Linked DNA regions of Homo sapiens: region 1 is linked to region 2. A link is an interaction called in ENCODE POLR2A ChIA-PET data of the cell type or tissue named here. Cell type or tissue: OCI-LY7. All regions are shown on one strand. Links, peaks and the distances in the headings refer to the core of each region. The heading gives the core; the rest is flanking DNA. Region 1 overlaps LRMDA (leucine rich melanocyte differentiation associated). Region 2 holds the start of LOC124902461.

The links. ChIA-PET counts read pairs that join two places held together with the same protein. Peaks named below come from ENCODE experiments on the same cell type or tissue, not always from the same donor. Only the 100,000 strongest peaks of a DNase experiment are listed, where the experiment ranks them.
Region 1: POLR2A ChIA-PET joins it to region 2 with 11 read pairs; 7 of 35 experiments call an interaction of 5 or more read pairs at or near these places.

What each region holds. Positions count from the first base shown.
Region 1 is chr10:75,457,114-75,467,099 of GRCh38, reverse strand. All of the region lies in intron 2 of LRMDA (leucine rich melanocyte differentiation associated), which reads right to left. Among named protein-coding and RNA genes, the nearest start is that of LRMDA, 30 kb to the right of the region's middle. In OCI-LY7, for the core only: no CTCF peak of the experiment used is centred there; no DNase peak of the experiment used is centred there.
Region 2 is chr10:75,385,156-75,395,141 of GRCh38, reverse strand. It overlaps LOC124902461, which reads right to left and starts at 5,013. Exons shown (of 1, transcript XM_047426122.1): 1 at 1-5,013. It also overlaps a transcript of ZNF503 not described here. In OCI-LY7, for the core only: no CTCF peak of the experiment used is centred there; no DNase peak of the experiment used is centred there.

The sequences.
Region 1 (9,986 bases), core at 1,684-6,683, 72 kb before region 2:
CCTCCCTTGGCTGGGTTGCAGTCACCTATTTCTTCATGTCTCCTCTATTAGGTGTTAGTCATCTTTGCATCTCTAATGCCTAAGCCCCCACATCACACACAACAAGCATTTGGTAACTGCTGAATAAATCAACTGAGTCACTGGAAAAAAAAAAACTGCTAAATCACCAACTAAACCTATTTGAGTTTGGGGTTTGGTTTTTTTTAATTTTTTCTTTCCTTTTCAGAAAGATTTATTCCCAAAAGCTAGAAAAGGAGAATCTAGGGAAGAGGGGAGGGTTTAGAGGTGGGAGAGATCCAGGTCAAATATGAAAAGGGTAGATTCAGTAGGGGGAGTTTCCTTTCTGTGACGAAAGGGCTTTCTGGACTTGGTCCAAAGGGATCAGCCACATCACCTCAGATGGAAAATGCTGAGGAGGGGGCAGGGCACAGCCTCACCTATCCAAGACACTCCAAGCCCTGCACCTTCAGGAGGGAATGAGCCCAGACTTTTTATCAATCTCTGCTGGCTGCATAGCTGGCCAGGGTAGCTCGAGATGGCTTCGGTGGATGAAAAAGAGGTTGTCTATAAAGGTATGTTAATGCTCACAGAACAGCCCAAGGCTGGTGGAAAACCACTAATTCCCACAGCACCCAGAGAAAGCAGGGGGCAACTGAAGAACTTATCAGGCAAAGAAAAAAGGTACCATAGAGGCTTCCCCCACAGACCCACCCCATCCCCCTGGAATGATGGTTCTATCACTACAGACCCAGGAAAAACCAAAGATGGGAAGGGAATAAAAATCTCCCCCAAAATTAAGCAACAGCCCTCCACATCCTCTCCCATCCAACACTTTACACTACCTTTTGCAATCTCCCAGGCTTGCTTCTGGAAAATTTCAAAGTCACCACCAACCAACCCTTCCTGACGCACAATGGCATTTAATAATTGCTTATGGTTCTCGCCTGGGAAGCCAGGCAAGCACCCACAATTCATCACATGTGTGACCTCTCGAACCCTAGCCCCCAAATGATTTTCACTCACTTTAATCTGAGTCCGATTCAAAACAGATCTGCTGTCAGCAGCCTGAATTCTGTAGCCCCATGGATGGGCAGTGCCTATGGCTAATCTTTTAGTGCCTTAATCATAAAATACAGCACTTCCCCAGCTGTTTTCACCCAAATAGTCAGAAAAGGGGGTGAGCAGGGTGTAAGAAATGATGAATTATGAACTCCAAAGTAGTATTTCATTAAGCAAGATTGGACGCTAAAACTTTAACTGTGCTCTCTGCAATTGAAAGGTCATTTTATAAAAATCCAAACTGAGAGAATTTTGAAGTTTCTACATTTCACAGGGGAGCCTGCTACCATATGCCAGATTGGGGGAAGGGGGGAAGGATGAAAGCAGTGGTCAGCATGAAATGTTTTTTAAACCATGGCCACTTCAGATTTTTGCAACGTGATGCCAAGCATGTTCAACAGGTCTACAAATGCGCTGCATTCGCCTAAATTTAGTGGGTGTTAATTGAAATCAGAGCTGCAGTCATTACCACCGACATGTTTCTAAATACTACCCAATAAATTTTTCTCTGTTTCAGATTCTCCGTGACAGCTGGCAATGAAAAACCAAGAGAGGGCACGTAAAATGGTCTTCCTATGTACCTAGTCCCACAGTATGCATACAAAAGGATGTCTGCATGTGGATCTGGCCTGTGTCTGCATGCACAGACCTGTGTATGGATAAACACAAGATAGATGTGCGTGCTTTGCCCATTTTTAGAAGGCGAACAGAAGACATGTGCAAGGACACACGTATACTCTGGCAACTTCCTTTTTACTAATGTACCTCCACAGAAAGCAAAATGGGCCTCTCTCCACGTGACAAAAACATTCCATTCTAGTTTACAGTGACAAGGGTTTCTGCTACAGCTTAGATCGCTTTTTCAGATGAGATGATTTTCTTCCTCTCTGGCTTGCCTCATCCTCTTCAGGTAAGCCTTGTTTTGCTTTTAAAAACAAAATTAAAGTTTCCTCCACAGCAGAGCATTTAAGGGTCAGCCAGGAAAAGGTCTGTGGGACACAGAATCTGAAAGGAAGAAGGAAGAGGCCCCAGGGAAGGAGCGAAAAGTCTGGAAAAAGAACCATCAGCTTTCCTGAGTTCCCTCAGCAAAATACCAGTTTCATCCTCCCAATTACTCATTAGTTCATTATTAGTTTACGTGAAAAGAAAAGAGGTGGCTTTGTGCTCTCTTGAGTCATGGCTCCAGCTGAAATAAAAAAGAAAAGGGAGAGTGTCTGTCCTTGAGGCTGCACATATTTTGCCCTTCCTTGATCCTCTGATGATAATTTGAGGACTTCCCCTGATCCCAGTAGTATTGTCTAACTTTGCTGGGGGTCTATTCCATCCGAAAATAAACACTGCAGTCAGCTCCACAGCAGTGTGCCAGGAGGAACCTTGGAGGCAAATATGTTTACCAAAGACTAATGACACCAAAGGACTCCATTTTAGCCCCAGCAGCAGATCCTCATGCCGTTCCTTTCTTCCTCACATATATCCCATCGATCTGATTATCCAAATGAGTATCAGCTACAGAGCCTTATTGCTCCTCTTGGCAAAGTTCCTCCCTTCCTCCATCTCATCCTTTCCTCTAGATTTGGTATATGCCCAACCCTAAGCATACAGCTAACATGTGTGCTTACATACCATACACATAAACTAGTGCACAGTCTTGCTACATGCCTATCCACAAACACACCACTCGAGTATACACAAAAACACATAATTTCTGCTAACACAAACATTAGTACATGTCCTTCTCACCACAGTGAGCACATGTGCACAACACACACAGCCAACCCCTTCGAAGAAGACTAGGTAACTTGGACTTAGGAGAGAGGCCTGTCCCCGACCCCTACAGCCCCAGAGAACTAGAGAAAAATCAATGGATCCCAGCCTGCTCTGAAGGGACTAGAAACATTTCTACAGAAATAATTTTTTGACACAGAAATCATCCAGAACAGGATGGGCGCAGTGGCTCACGCCTGTAATCCCAGCACTTTGGGAGGCCGAGGCGGGTAGATCACCTGAGGTCAAGAGTTCGAGACCAGCCTTGCCAACATGGAGAAACCCCATCTCTACTAAAAATACAAAAATTAGCCGGGCGCAGTGGTTCATGCCTGTAATCCCAGCACTTTGGGAGGCCGAGGTGAGAGGATCACCTGAGGTCAGGAGTTCGAGATCAGCCTGACCAACCTGGAGAAACCCCATCTCTACTAAAAATACAAAATTAGCCGAACCTGGTAGCACATGCCTGTAATCCTAGCTACTCGGGAGGCTAAGGCAGGAGATTCGCTTGAACCTGGGAGGCAAAGGTTGCAGTGAGCCAAGATCGCGCCATTGCACTCCAGCCTGGGCAACAGAGCAAAACTCCATCTCAAAAAAAACAAGACAAACAAACAAACAAAAAATTAGCTGGTGTGGTGGCATGCACCTGTAATCCCAGCTACTTGGGAAGCTGAAGCAGGAGACTCCCTTGAACCCAGGAGGCGGAGGTTGCAGTAAGCTGAGATCCCACCACTGCACTCCAGCCTAAGCGACAAAAGTGAAACTCCATCTCAAAAAAAAAAAAAATCATCCAGAACAGTGTAGCCCACCCGAGCATCCAAAGACTCCTCTCAGCTCATCATCCCACATTGTCTACAGGAGCCTCTCAGACAGTCTGTGGGAGGAATGGACTGAACTCCTTGACGCTCAAGTCAGGTCTAAGCAGCAGGTCAGCATCCCCTGGGAACTTGTTAGAAACTCAGTCTCAGGCCCAACCCCAGACCTACAGAATTAGACACTGCATTTTCACAAGTTCCCCGGGGATGTGTGTGCACGCTCAAGTTTGGAAAGCACCCCTTAGAGCCCACCCATCCCATACTCAAGACATGCCCAGCTGAGGTCACCCTGTCCTCACCAACTCTAAAATTCCAAGCTCTCCAGCTCGGGCTGAAGCAGAGAGAAGAGGATGCAGGAGCATTCCTCCACCCTCAGATCCGCTGCCTCCTCTCTCACCAGCGGCAACTGGAGTTAACAACGGAGCCTCAGGTGTCCAGAACTCGCCTGCATCTAAACCCACCAGGAGCTCAGTGATACTAACAGTTTGCTCCCCGCTAATTGTCTCATCACTCTACAACTGCTGCTTTTTATTTCATTATGCTTCTCATCAGTCTCAGATAGGAATATAACCGAAAAAGAAATTGGAGTGGAACAATTTCAATATCTCAAAACACATGCAAATCAACGCCCAGAATCCTACCTGGAATGTTTTTATTGAGACAATTCTGTACTTGTCTGAGAGATGACCTTATAATAAATAAATTCATATCTTGCAAAGGTAGATGTTCTCCCCACCTTATAAAGCTAATTATACCAGCACAACATAACATTTTCCTAAATGCCTGATAACCTCATCCTGTTACTCAGGAAATATTATTTTTAAATAGGTGTGATAGATACAAACTGAAACACTCAGATTTCAATTCCAGCCCCAATTCCCGGATCCCCTCTCTGAGTAATTTAAGGACTTCCTCCAGATAGTTTTTCATATTCTTTTAACTGACATTTTATCTTTATACAGTATCTCACAGAATGAGCACGCACTAAGACAATGACAGCCAAGAAGGCCTGTCATTTCTCATTCCGACAAAGACAGATGTCTTACACTGGCTTATGCCAATAATAGATCCAACAAAAAACAAAAGAGACTACACCTGCCGCTGATGTAAAGGCACCAATTCACATTTGTGACACTCATTTGTCAATTAACAGATTTCTTCCATTGTTGACACACGAGACTTAAAAGATGTGGGCTCGAATGTGATGAATTAAAAAAGACAGATGAGTAAGCTATGAGCTGCAAAGTAATGCTATAATGTGCTTTAGATATGAATATCAACTGACACCCCTGACAGGCCATACAAGGTTTTATTTCATTTTGCACTGTATCCAGGCTTCATACTTTGTCTTCTTTGTTCGCTTTTCATCAAGCTCCTAACATCTCATTCTGACAGCCAAAGACATTTAAGGCACTTTCGTTTCAAATGCAAGTTAGCGTACTTGATTTGTCATTAAAATGCAAAACGATTGCCATTGCAGGTAAATGTAGGTATGCTTAAAAGGTTGGATCTGCAAAGGAAAAGCTGAAAATGGTTTGAGTTGCTTGCTCTGCCTCCTTCACTAGCCTGGCCGCCACCTCATAGGGCTCTGGCCAATGCCCCCTTCGACAAAGACCTACCCAGAGTGAGCCTTAGGAGTTCCCTGTCCCAGCAGCGGCCTCAGAAGTGAGCCAGCCTTGAGTGAAAAACAGCTTTCCCCTCCCCACGAGGTGTTCTGCAGATCTGCAAGTTTTCCTGTGTTTGGACCAGTGTAAGCATACACAAGCATTCCCCTGTGGAGAGGAAACACGGACAGGCTTGTATCAAGATGCTCAAGATTATTTTTCTCATTGAGCTCCCATCCTCCATCTCCTATAGAGAAGGAGAAAACTCCAACCCTTAGACTCTCCCTAGGAGAGATGGAGGAAGAATCCAATAGGGGTGATGGGATTCAGGACAGGCTACCCCCAAAGTACCTTGGCATTTGAGAAAACAGCAGAAGCAGGCAGGTCTCTCTCACCTTCCACTGCCCTTCTCCCCTAAGTAGGCCATGAAACCTAGGAAGATCATTCTCTGATTTTTTCCTGCCTTCCACCTCTGAAAAAAGAAGACCTTCATTAAAGAGGAGCCCTCTCTATACCCAAAGGAAAAAAAACCCTTATCTTTGAAGATCCAGGGACACAGAGAAGAAACTGGACAAATAGGCCTTGCTAAGTTGCTTCCATATCAACAGATCATGCTTTCTTTTCCAATCACACTTCTCGACAATGAGCCACTTCTCCATCAAACCTAGCATAACAAATATACAGGTTTACCTGTTTCTTTGGGTCTTCATTTCTGAAGACTCCTGTGTCACGTAAAATTTCTATTAAATAAATTGGTATGCTCTTATTAATCTGTCTTTTGTTATAGGGGCCTCAACCACGAACCTAGCTATGGCTGAGGATAGGTATTTATTTTCCCTTACGAGGGCTTCATGGGAAACCTTTTTTGTTATAATGATCTTTAATTCAGTAATTTCACTCTTTGTGAAATTATCTTGCTGAAACAAACAGAACAGTGAAAACAGTGAAATAATGATTTACAAACAAAGATGTTCATCACAGCATGTCTTAATAACACCAAAAAGTGGAAAATATATAAATATGTCAATCAATTAGAAAATGGGTAAATTATGGCAGATTTATGTGAAAAGATATTATGTAATCACTAAAAAACCAAATTAACCAAAAAAAAATCATGAGACATTAAGAGAAAAAAACAGAAGTCAAGACCTTTTATACAGGCTGATCCCAATTTTGTAAAAATTGTTCAGCATAAACATTATGGATTATTTCCTTTGGTATGTTTTTCTGTATTTTTAAACTTTTTATAAAAGGAATATTATCTTATAATCAAAAAATAAAATTAAAAGCAGTTTGAAAAACTAATTTTAAAAAGTAAAAAATTATTTGGCCTAACTTCCTATTACATCACACCAAGCCACCATTTGCACTTTCTGAGCCCCAAATTTCCTTCATTAAAAGAAAATGTTAGACCAGTGTTTTTCAAACTGTGTTCCATGGAACCCTAGGGTACCACAAGGGGCTTTCAGAGTTTCTCCAAATGATTCATTTGAATTTAACTTTTAAATTATTTTAACTATTTAAAAAACATAATTCAAAAGGCAGTATGTACTCCCAAAGACATACTACACCAAATTTTAACACACTAGAAGATACTGGTATATTAACTTACGCAATCACATTAACTCACTTTTCAAAATACAGCTTCTTCTTACAATTATTTAAACAATAATCTGATATTACAGGATGAACTTTAAGGGGAAAATAAATGTCACTATTTGCAAATACTTAACTGAGTGTATTGACATTTAAATATTGCACACTCAAACCCAAATACAAGAATAATCTGAATGCTGGGGCCAGTATAAAACTGCATTTTGTCTCTAACCTTAATACCAAACCCAGTGCTATGGTTTGAATGTGTTCCCCAAAGTTCATGTATTGGAAACTTAATCCCCAATGCAACAGTGTTAGGAGGTGGAGCCTAATACGAGGCATTTATTAATAAGAGTGATGAGGACTCCACCTTCATGAATGGAGCAATGCAGATTATAAAAGGGCTTGAGGCTGCAAGTTCAATCACTTGCTCTCTTGCCCTTGCACTTCCACCATGCGATGATGTAGCAAGAAGGCCCTCATCAGATGCAGCCCCTAGATCTTGGACTTCCCAACTTCCAGAACCATAAGCCAGTACATTTCTGTTCATTATAAATGGCCCAATCTCAGGTATACTGTCTAGCAACACAAAATGAACTGAGACACCCAGTGTTCATCTGAATAGTTTCACTGTTTTTGCTGAGCTTAAAAAATATATATATTTGTATTCCATAATGGGCTTTCTATAATTTGTTTGACAAGGATTCTGCTGCTAGAAAAATAACTTTGAAAAACCACTGGATTAAACCAACCTAAGGTCCTTTGGAAGCGTGTGCTTTTGTGCAGCATAGCATAGGGGATCCCAGGAGAAGTTGAGCACTGTGATAAAGAGGTATGGTTGAGGCCTCCCTTTCATGATGCTATGGCACAATCATGGCTCACTGCAGAATTCAAAACTCCTGGGCTCAAGCAATCCTCCCACCTCAGCCTCCCAAGTAGCTGGGACTATAAGTGTGTGCCACCATGCCTGGCTAATTTTTAAATTTTTTGTAGGGACAAGATCTTACTATGTTCAGCCCAGGCAGGTCTCAAACTCTTGGCCTCAAGTGAGCCTCAGCCTCTCAAAGTACTGGAATTACAGGCATGAACTACTGCACCTAGCCAATCTGACTAGTTAACACTCTAAAAGCAGCGGGTTTTTTTTCCTAATATTAAATCAATTTCAAATTTCCACATTCCATCTTGCTGCGTACTGCCTGTGATTTTTACAATCATCTTCTGTAAAGAGGTTCTAACAAGTCCTTAAAAGAAAAAAAAAAAATCTAAAGCAGACCCTGAAGTTACAACTGAACCATTCAATTCAAGGTAGATCAGAAATTGCATAAAATGAAAACTTTTAGTAAAGACAAAAAAATCAGATGGGAGTTTTTTTTATGGTTGTAAAAATAGCCGCTTGCTCCTTGCAAGGTCTATGATCTTCCTTTTGATACTACATGAACCAGGAAGATAACTGTTCTCAAGCCCAAGGCAGGAAGAGTAAATTTAGTTCCTCCTGCTACCTGACGGAAAGCTTGTCCCATCAGGTACAGTCTGTGGAAGAGCAAATTGGGGAAGGGTGGGGTGCATCTATGTTGAAACTGCTGTAGAGGGTTAGGTGATAAAATTCTTCTCTGAGCTCAGAGGTACAACTAGATAAAAATCATGCCTCAAAATTGTTAAGTAAGATATGGAATTTTACTCTGACGTTTGGCTTTCTTAAAATCTTACTATAATGACATACCTTATTTAGTATTCTATCACTGCTAATAATCATCATGTTTATTTTGTTCTAATGAAGATTCTGCTTCCTCCCTCTTCCCTTTTAAAACATAATTGAATTGGAAAATGTTATACTCTCAGTTGTCCTTGCCCAAGGGAAACCTGGCCATTCAGACCCAAGTCCATAACTTTGCAATCTACAGTCTGGCAGGAAGTAGACCCCCCACAGAGCCCTAACTTTGCAAAACCAAACCTATAAACAACCAATGCCATAGGACCCCAAGCAAAATAATCTTAAAGATAAACCTGCTCAAAGTCAAAAGAATCAAAAATGAAATAAACTACTTTTGGGATATCTACTCTTTCAGTATATCTTCTACAGGAACAAAACTCTTTTACATTTAGTATTTCATTTGGTCTTCACAACTCCTTCTATCTCCCATTTGGAGAATGACAACAGAGATTAAATGACCTACTCAATATTTCACAGACGATTTGTGATGGAACAAAGACAAATACTCAATACTCAATACTCAGGCATCCTGTGTCTTAATGATCTCCTTGATTTTCTACTAGATCATCCTCCAGCCAGAAATACCCCAGCTTCTTGGTCTCCAACAATGACTCTGAGCTTCAAACTAGCAAGAGTTCAGTTTCTCAATTAAAAGTAAAAAGAAAAAATGGCAGTAATGCATTAGAGTTATGTAGTGTTAGTGATTTAAAGTGCATTTGCATTCAAATCACCTCTTTCCCCTGGAACCCAGAAACACTCTGAGGAGTGAGAAAAGAGGACAATATTCTTTGCCTGTAACTGATGGAAAATGCCGTCCAGATAAACGGCAGCAGCAAGAGGACTAAAACATATCTGAGATAGAACCAAAAACTGGTGGTCCATAAAGGAACAGGACAATAAAACTTAACCTAATTTTCTATAGACTTTCAAAACACTATTATTTAATGTACAGCCTCAGTGCCTACAGTTTTATCTCCTCCTGAAAAAATGATAAGGTGAAATATAAGTTTGGGAAGAAAATAAAACAACAGCAGCCTTAGTTGTCTCCCCCGCAACTCCTGTCACTCCAGGGAGAAGGTTTGATGGGAGAACCCATACCTCGAGTCCTTACTTGGCTGTCCTCCCTGAAAGACTCTGGCATGGCCAACTTCTACATCCCAGAATCACCACTACGCTGTAGGGGTTGTCCCCTTTTCATGAGCCTGGAAGACAATTTTCCTCTTCTCAGTCAACCTATACTAGTTTGCCAGATAAAGATCTTAGGACAACAATGAATTTGAATTAGGGGAAACATGCATCAAATAGAATACAGTATAGGAGCTAACAGTCGACTTTGTAGTCAGGCAAAGCTGCATTTAGATCTTGGTCCCCCCACTGACCAGCTGCATGCCCTTGGGAAAGCCTTTTAACCTCTGCACATTTTTGTTCTCTGTCTTT
Region 2 (9,986 bases), core at 2,009-7,008:
CCTGCATTCATTCACTCCCTCCTTCACTGATGATTTCCTAGCGCCCACTCCTTGCCAAGGGCTGCTCATCCCATTTACTCGTCCCTGACACAGTTTGAGAAACCGAGGCTAAGTCCTGGAGGCCAGTGGCAGGGCTGGCGGATAAGGCCCAGGCCTTTCCCCCACCATCCAATCTTATCCCCCTACCTGTGCCTCTGGTGGTGACACAGCGACCCTGGTGTCCTTGTGCTGGGTAACTCCGCATAGATGCAGATCAGGGAGGTGTGCCTCCGAGAGAGCTGCTGAAGAAGGACCAGCTTCTGAAATCTGCCACAAGCCTGTGGACCTCTGAGTAAGCACAACTAACACAAATGCAGATGCCTGTCAACACACGCACTCACTTGTTTCCACACTTTCACTCCTACTTCCACAGAAGCCACCCCCTGCTCTGACTCTGCCACACCTGGTCACGTGTGGCACACACTTATGCTCCGACAGCAGACAGGAGAAGGAAAGATGTGGGCTTGGTCTTTAAGCAGTGAGGAAAGGCAGATAAAAAAGCCCCACTAGGTGATGAACTTCTTGTGATTTAGAAAACTCATAAGGCTGCAGCTCCAGCAGCGCAATCGGTTAGCACACAGTACTTACACAGAAGACTCGTAAAAGTTGCCCAGAAGGTGGGACTTATCCCCTGTCAGGTCATCGGCTGGCCTCTGCTGCACGTATTGGCTTAGGGTTCCTCACCGAATGTGGCTAGCAGCCTGGTGGTGCTTAGAGTGACTGGAAAACCCAGGCTGACCTGCTCACATCTGTCACGGGCTATGCCCAGCCCATGGGATCCTGTATCATCCCACTTACACTTCACAACAGTTCCATGAGGTCATTAGAATCTTCACCCCATTACTAGACTTAATACCTGGATGATGAAATAATCTGTACAACACACCTCCATGACACAAGTTTACCCATGTAACAAACCTGCACTTGTACCCCTGAACTTAAAAGAATCTTCACCTCGTTTTTCAGATGAGGAGACTGAGGCTCAGCAGCGGAAAGACAGTGGCTTGAGGTACACAGCTAGTGAGAGATGGCTATAAGCAGGGATTCTCACCTTGGCTGCTCTTGCCTGATGAAGTTTTAAAGCAGAACAGTGCCTGGGAGCCAGAGATGCTGTTCCAGCTAGAGGAGGGTGTGGTGAACGTAGCTGGGTTTTCAAAAAGGTTTTTGGTGTTATTGTTATTATTTTATTTTTTAATGGGGATTTTCTTTTTTCTTTTTTCTTTTTGTTTTATTTTATTTTTTTTGAGACAGAGTCTCGCTCTGTCACCCAGGCTGGAGTGCTGTGGCTTGATCTCAGCTCATTGCAACCTCTGCCTCCCGGGTTCAAGTGATTCTCCCACCTCAGTCTCCTGAGTAGCTAAAATTACAGACGTGCACCACCATGCCCAGCTAAATTTTTTGTAGTTTTAGTAAAGACAGGGTTTCACCATGTTGGCCAGGCTGGTCTCAAACTCCTGACCTCAAGTGACTCCCACCTTAGCCTCTTAAAGTGCTGGGATTACAGGCGTGAGCCACTATGCCCAGCCTATTTATTAATGGAGATTTTTCAAACAGAGCAGTAGAATGAATAGTGTAATGAACCCCCATAAACCCATCACCCAGCCTCAACAATGATCACCTCATGGGCAACCTTATTTCCTCGCTACCCCCTCCAACTCATTATTTTGAAATAATAAAGACACCATTTCACCTCCTCAGTGCCTGTCACTTCCAGCTAGGGTTTCAACCTATGCTTGGGTTGGCTCCCAATCCAGGGCTCATCCCGCTGCCCCACCTGGGTTGAGGCTCTGTGAACTAAAGCATATTACTCTCCAGTTCATGCACAGTATAGCTGGGATTTGAACCTACTTCTTTCAGACCTGGAAGCCAAGCACTTAATCCTACCCCATGCTGGGAGTCCCCAAAACTCCCGAAGGTACTAAGGCCTCTATGCCCAGTGTGACCCAGAGTGAGCCCAGGGGGTATCTGGGCTATTAAAAGACTCTAGCCCTGGCTAGGAAATGCCTTAGTTGGGACACTCACAGTACAAGAAATATTCCTAGAGTGAGACCAGCATAAAGCCACATGGTGCAGTGGAAAAAGCACAGATTTAGGTTCAGTCTAACCTATCTTTTAGCTCCACCACTGACTCATATCTAAGGCTGAGTCTCTCTTGACCTCAGTTTTCTCATCTATGAAATGGGGACATTGATACCAACCTAATGGGGCTGTAGTGAGGCTCAAATTAAGTAATAAATTTGAAAATGGCCAACCTACTGCCTAGTTCATACTGGTTCTTAGTAAAGACAAGTTTGTTTCTTTCTTTCCTTTCTCCCCAAAGTCTCATTTCATTTTGACCAGCCTTCTTGCTCAAGAACTTCCTGTGGCTCCCTGTGGCCCACTGGCTTAGAGCTTCACTCCACAATCTGGCCATCAGGGTGCCTGTAATCATGGTTCATCCTCTGATTTTGCCTGTTTGCCTGCTCTACCTCGTGTCTCACCAATCTTCAGAGTTCAAATCCTCTGCCAGCCAGCTAGCCCCCCAGCCCATCCTCCAACACCCTGATGGATGGCACCCATCATACACTCCTTCCCTGGAATGCCTTCCTTTTTCCCTTTCTACCAAAATGCTCTCAAAAATCTCCTCTTCCAGGAAGCCCTCTAGATTTTCCCCCCACCACACACCGATCTTTCCCTCACTTTGCATTCCCTCAGCACTTAATGCAAAGGCAGAGGGTAAAGATATAAAGGTCACTGTACCAGGGACCAGGACACTTGGGTTTGAGCAGTGCCTTTTTATAGTTGTGTGACCATGGACAAGTAAGTCACATGTCCTCTGTGAAGCTTGTCTCCAAAACTGATACAGGGCTGTGCCTACCAGGGTGAACAGCACATTGCCAACAAGAATAATATTAAAAAGTAGCATGAACTGCACACTTACTAGTCCATCCATTCACTTATTCATGTTACTATTACTGTCCCCATTTTACAGGTGATGAAGCCGAATAAAGTAACACTGTGCTGGTCCCTGTGCCTGGGATTTTGTCCTCCACCCTCTTTTCCTCATTACCAGCAACACAAAAGTTCTACTTTAGATCTCAGGCCAAGTGTGACCTCCTTCTGGAACGCCCCAGGCCCTTTTTATCGGATTTAATGTCCTTTCCTTTGATCTATCCTGCCATCATATTCTCTTTATGTTGTCCAGAAAGCCTGGATTCTGGGTTACTGGGGAGAAGGGATTATCTCCTATACCTACTTCTAATCATGGCAGCTAGCACGGTACCTGGAACATAGTAGGTGCTCAATAAATATTAGAAGGAGGGAAGGAAAAGGAAGGAAAGAAGAGAGGGAGGGAGAGAGGAGAAAGCAGAGGAAAGAAAAAAAAACAAAAGACAGAAGGAGGACAAATGTGCATGAATCGGGAACTCTTGGATAAAATTATGCTTCCAAAGAAGGGAGGGTAGGAGAAAAAGTAGCAGTGGCCTTAGAGGAACTTTGAATGTCTTTGCCTGAAGCTCAAAACTCAGGGCCAGGGGAGCTTCCATGCATCAGCTGGAAATAGCATTTGCTGACAATAACAAAGACTCCTAAATAGTGGCTTATGGAAGATAGATATTCTCCCAGACTAGAGGTGGGCAGTCCAGGCTTGGGGGAGCCCTCGGTCACCAAGAACCTAGGGTCCTTCTGTCTTCAGTTCTGCCAACCCAGGAAGCTTTCATCCTTACGTCATCTCTGAGTCCGAGATGGCTGCTTGAGCTCAGGCACCATCAGCTCATTCCAAACCACAGGAAGAGGAACAAGAGGTAAAAGGGACCCTCTCCCTTTGAATAGGTCTTCCTGGATACCACACCGCTCCTCAGCCTGCACCTCATTGTGTAGAGTTGAGTCACTTGGCCACATATAGCTGTAAGAGAGGCTGGGAAATGTCATGTTTAGTTGGGTACACTGCCACCTCAGATAAACTCAAGGCTGCTATGGACTGAAGTGTGTCCCCCAAAAAATTCATTTGAAGCTCTACACCCCAATGTAACTGTATTTGGAAATAGGGCTGTTAGGAAGGTAAAGTTAAATGAAGTCATAAAGGTAGAACCTAATCTGGGAGGATTTGTGGCCTTCTAAGAAAAGGAAGAGACACCACCAACCTCCCACCCCCAACCAATGCATAGAAGACAGGCCATGTAAGAAGGCAGCCATCTAAAAACCAGGAAGAGAGCCCTCACCAGAAACAGAATCAGCCAGCACCTTGATCTTGGACTTCTGGCCTCCAGAACTGTGAGAATAAATTTCTGTTGTTTAAGCCTCTCAGTCTATGGTATTTTGTCTGGCAGCCCAAGTTGACTAACACAAAGGGCTTTGTTACTAAGAGGGGCAGGAGTAGGAATAGAATATTGGCAGACTCCCCCGCACCCCACGAGTGGTGTCACCCAGAACCAGAGTCAAGAGAGAGCCCTCTTGTTGCCGACCTTTGGTGGGTCACAGGATGGTGACTTCTGCCTTTTAAACACAAATTCTTGTTGATAAAGTGGGCAGGGGTGCTACTGGAGAAGCCCTCAGAAGTAGTAATTCAGAGTTGGTGCAATTCAGTTGAATTTTAGGTGCCTATCAATGTACAATGCAATGATGTAGAGTAGGATTGGCCCTGAGGAGGAAGAGGAGGATGAGAAGAAGGAGGAAGAGGGGGAGGGGGAGGAGGGAAGAAGAAAGAGGAGAAAAAGGAAGAGGAGGAGGGGGAGGAAGAGGAGGAAGAGGAGGGAGGAAGAACAAGGAAGTGAAGGAGGAGGAAGAGGAGGGGAAGAGGAAGAAGAATTATATTGGGAAAGAGAGATGGAAATAAAGAGGAAGAAGAGGAAAAAAGGAGAAAAGCAAAGCTGGGTGGAAAGGCAGTAGCATATTAAACCTACCTGCCTCCTGCTTCCATGTTACTGATTAAAAAAAAAAAGAAATCATGCCTGTAATCCCAGCACTTTGGGAGGCTGAGGCAGGCGGATCACGAGGTCAGGAGATCGAGACCATCCTGGCTAACACAGTGAAACCCCGTCTCCACTAAAAATACAAAAACAAAATTAGCCGGGCGTGGTGGGGGGGTGCCTGTAGTCCCAGCTACTCTGGAGGCTGAGGTGAGAGAATGGCGCGAACCCGGGAGGCAGAGCTTGCAGTGAGCGCAGATCGCACCACTGCTCCCCAGCCTAGGCAACAGAGCGAGACTCCATCTCAAAAAATAAAAATAAAAAACTGAATACAGCCTCCAACCCAAAACGGAGGCAGACCTTGCCTTAAATAATTATAGTGTAACTACAGAAACCTGAAAGAAACAAAATCCAACCATAAAGAAGACAAATGGTGCCACTGAATCTTAGCAACATGTGAGTGAGTTTTGTTTTGTTTTGTTTGTTTGAGATGGAGTCTCGTTTTGTCGCCCAGACTGGAGTGCAGTGGCATGATCTCAGCTCACTGCAACCTCTGCCTCCTGAGTTCCAGCGATTCTCCTGCCTCAGCCTCCTGAGTAGTTGGGATTACAGGCATGCGCCACCACATCCGGCTATTTTTTGTATTTTTAGTAGAGATGGGGTTTCACCATGTTGGCCAAGCTGGTCTCGAACTCCTGATCTCAAGTCATCTGCCTACCTCAGCCTCCCAAAGTGCTAGGATTACAGACATGAGCCACTGCGCCTGGCCCATGTGAGCGACTTTTAACCCTACCTCTAGGCACCTACAAAGAGGTGGCCCAGCGGACACCTATACTGGGTCCAAGAGGGCACTGGGAGGAGAGGGGGACTTGGAGAAGAGAAGAGGAGACCCCTGGGAAACTAGAGGGAGTAAGGAGAATGCAGGAACCAGGAGGGGCACTGAGTATGAATGTGAGCCTTTTGGTTGTCCCGTTGCTGGAAGATTCCTCCAGCCTTAGGTCTCAACAAGGAAGAGACATCTCAGAATTCTCGGCTGACTCTCTGTGTGTCTCTCCATCTCTGCCATTTTTCTTTCATACACTTTACAAACATCTCCTCTCCTCCAAAACCCTTCTGGGGCAATTAGGCAATTCCTAGGGTGTGGGAATTCTACACGCTCCACATCAGCAGTTCTTAAGCCTTTTGTGGGTTGAGGGAAGGATGCAGAAACCTCAACCTTTTTTTGACAATTAATGAAAGCTGTGGCCCCTCTTTACAGAAATGAGTCCACATGCTTAATGTGGGAAACTTAATTTCATGTAGTTCATGGGCCTGCAGATTTTAAATCCTTGACCTTGAAGGAAATCCAAGATTTTAAAGATAAAAAAGCAGGGCCTTTGGACATGCCCTGAGGGGCTCTGGGTTTTCCTTTATAAATTATTCTGACCAATGAGACATTCCAACTACTCTGTGTGATCAACTGCAATAAGTAACATTTCTGTCAACCCACTACAGCCCAGTGTACACTTGTGCAACCTCACTGGAACTCTATGAAGGAGGCACTATCATTAGCCCCACTTTATGGATGGGGAAACTGAGGCACAAAGCGGCAAAGTGACTTGCCCAAAACCACACAACCAAGAAGTAGCAGAGCTGGGATTTGTTATAGTGTATGAGGCTCCAGGGTCTATTATTCTTGTGCCTTTCACTCTTTGCTACACTGCATAGTGACCTTTATTTCTCCGTACACTGAAGCCACAGATACCTGCCTTTCTCCCCAAATGCAGGTGTGAGACCTCACCCAGTGGTGTGCTGGAATCAGCTCCTACTGGCTCCCAACAGCCATATGTGCACATCTCTTCCCAACTCCTCACTCAGTGATGTTATGTTAGTGGCTTGAAATCAGCCATGGTGGGAGTATTTATACCACAGCAATGGGCAAGTACTACAAATGAAAGATTCCCCCGCAACCAAAGAGCTGTTTGTTCACCATTTACCAGCTCACCACTGGCCCCACCTGTTCTAGTCCAAATGGCTGCAAACTGCAGATCCAGCTGTCTAGGCCCCGAATCAGTGGCCGCCCCCTGCCAGTGAGGAGGACTTGGACATGGTCTGCTGTCCCCAGGATTAGCATGTAGGGTATTTAGGGTGAGTGTAATCTTCCTCTCTGACCCCACTGTATGTGGGCCACTTCCAACTGCCCTCAGTACCTCTCCTCTGCTGGAAACCAAGCCTGCTCATGTGGGGTCCTGGACCCCTCCTCCCACATAGATCCAGATCCTTTACACCAGAGGAAACTGAGCACTGTGGGATGATTCTGGCAGCCCATCTGATGCAGAGAGCCCTCGGCTGCCTGGAAGCCCCTGAAGTCTGCCACATCTTACCCCTGACATTGTACCATTGGCTATAGGCTCCTGCCAGCCAGATATGGTTTAACCCAGCCACTTTGGGCTTAGCAAACAGCCAGCCCCTCACCCTCACCCCATTGGACACCAGCCCTGCTCCCTCTCCTCCACCTTCTGGGAGCACCCAGCAAAACCCAGCCCTAACTCAACTCATTTGTGACAAGGCACATCCTCTGACCCATGTCCACAGAGAAACCTCCATCTGACAACAAGGATTCCAGTGGACCAGGCCTAGTGTGAAACCTGCCCTGATCCACTCTTACCAGATAGAATATCAGGAAGGAAATTGGATTATGATTATCGATACCATTTAGTGAGCACTTTATTTGTGCCAAATACTGTATGTAGTGCTTTCTCTACATTATCTTTTTATATCCTCACAAGACCTGTAGGAGATAAGTAGCTACAGTAACCTCATGTTACAAAAGAGAAAACTGAGACTCAGAGAGGTTAAACAGTATGCCTGAAGTCCCACAGCTAAAAAGTGGTGGGGCTGAAATTCAAAGCTGGGTCTGTCTCATTCTAAAGCCCTAGCCAATAAAACCTGTGCACTTCCACTCACAGATTCTGCACTCAGAGCAAACAGAATGTTCACAGCTGCTCCTTCCCCAGGCCCCAGGGAAGTGTGAGGAGGACAGCACCCTTCAGTTATTCCGGGATTCTCCGGGGAAGCCCTCAAGGCCAGAGGGAAGACAACCCTGATCACCTGTGCCAAGAACAGTGCCCAGACAGAGTTGTGAGCCTCCAGCTATGGAAAGTGAGTGTTCACTGGCAAGCACATACTGAGCACCTGCTGCATGCACAGCATTATCTTAGGCGTGGAGGCAATGGGAAGATGACTAGGACAGGGTCTCTGCCCTCAAATAACTTACTGTCCAGTCTAGTGGGTCATGGAGACAACTGTTGCCTTAAGGCGGGCTGTGATGAGGGATATAATCAGTGGAGGCCCAGGATGAACTCCAGTAGAAACATGTGAAAGTCATTGGGGAGGAGGCAGCACTTGATCTGGGCTTGGATGATGAATAGGCATTTGATGGCTAGAAAATGGCAGATGTGGGGATCCAGGAGGAAGGACCAGCAGGATCAAAGGGATGGAAGCAGGAAAGATCATGTCTTGTTCTTCAATAAGCAATAGGGAGCCATTGGAGGTCTTTGACCAGAGGAAGAACATTATGGGATGGAACAATGAGAGACTGGATATAAAGAAACCAATGTGGAGGTCTTGTAGTTAAGAGGGAGAAAGTGAGAGCTGGAAACAAGGGAGAAGCTGCAGGACAAGCAAAGCAAGGACAGTTCCAGGAAGCAGTGAGAAGGTAGAATGAATGGACTCTACCTGGTGAATGGCTGAGCTGGAATGGACAGCAGGAAGGCGAAGAAAATCCTGAGGCCTTTAGACTCAGGTATTGGGCTATGCAATGGTAAAACAAATACAGGGACCTAAATCAGAAAGACATTTCTCTCTCAGGTAATGGTCTCTGTGGCTACTCTGCTTCATGATGTCATTCAGGGGCCCAGATTCTTTCCATCTTGGAGCTCCTTTGTCCCCTAGGATATTGTGCTCATTCTTGTGATCAAATCTGGGCATATTCCAGCCACAGAAGGGTAGAGGGAGGAAGAAGCGCACAGTGTCCTTTCAAACAGGTGAGAAAGAAGTTGCTCATAGTCACGTGGCTACACCCAGCTGCAAGAGAGGCTGTGAAATGTAGTTTCTGGCTTCATCTCTAGTCTCTCGTTGTTCCATGTGCCAGGGGAAATGGGGGAATGGATGAAGTAGAACCCAAGCCTGGGTACCTGGAAGAAATTCTAGAGGGAGAGCAGGCTTTGGCAGGGAGATAGACTTTTGTATGGCTTGAGTTTCTGATGCCTGCATTGCGTCAGGGCTGGAGCTGTAAATTTTTGAATTGTATACAGAGAAGAGAAAGCTGAAACCTGGGGTGTGAGTGATGTGTACCCAAGGAGAAAAAAAACAGAAGAAGAAAGCTAGAGTAAGGGTGGAGGCTGAAACTTATGAGGAAGGTTTATGAAGAACAGTCATTCTGCCAGTTGTATTTTCCAATCATTGGTGCCACCAATATATCCCATCCCATATACTCTTCTCACACTATGGAGCTGACACTCCTTCCTCGACTGTGGTTGGAGTGGAAGTGATGCCATGGGACTTCCAAGGCTAAATTGTAACCAGTGAAACAGCTTCCTCTGGAAATGCACACCCCTGGGACCCAGTCACCATGCTGTGAGGAAGCCATGCAGCCACAGGACAGGCCATGTGGGAGTGTTCTGGCCAACAGCCCCAGCTGAAGCCCCAGCCAACAGCAGTGTCAAGTGCCAGCCACATGAGTGAATGAGGTTCAGACAACTCCTGGCCCAGGCTTTGGGCCGCCCCAGCTGACCAAAATGGAGTGGAGCAAGATGAGCCCTCCCCACTAAGCCTCACCGAAATTGCCAATTTGTGAATAAAATAAAAGTTGGGCTTGTTTTTAAGCCCCTTGATTTGAGACTCTTTTTCTTGTAGCAGTAGATAACTGAGACAGGCCAGTATCACTTTGCCCATCCCAAGAGAATGCTCCCAGCCACACAGAAGAGGGGTGACCTCGGTGACCTTCCTGTGTGTCTCCTGATTGGCCTTTCTCCAGCCATAGCAAGTCCCTCTATCCATGTTTCTGTTTCTCAGCTCACT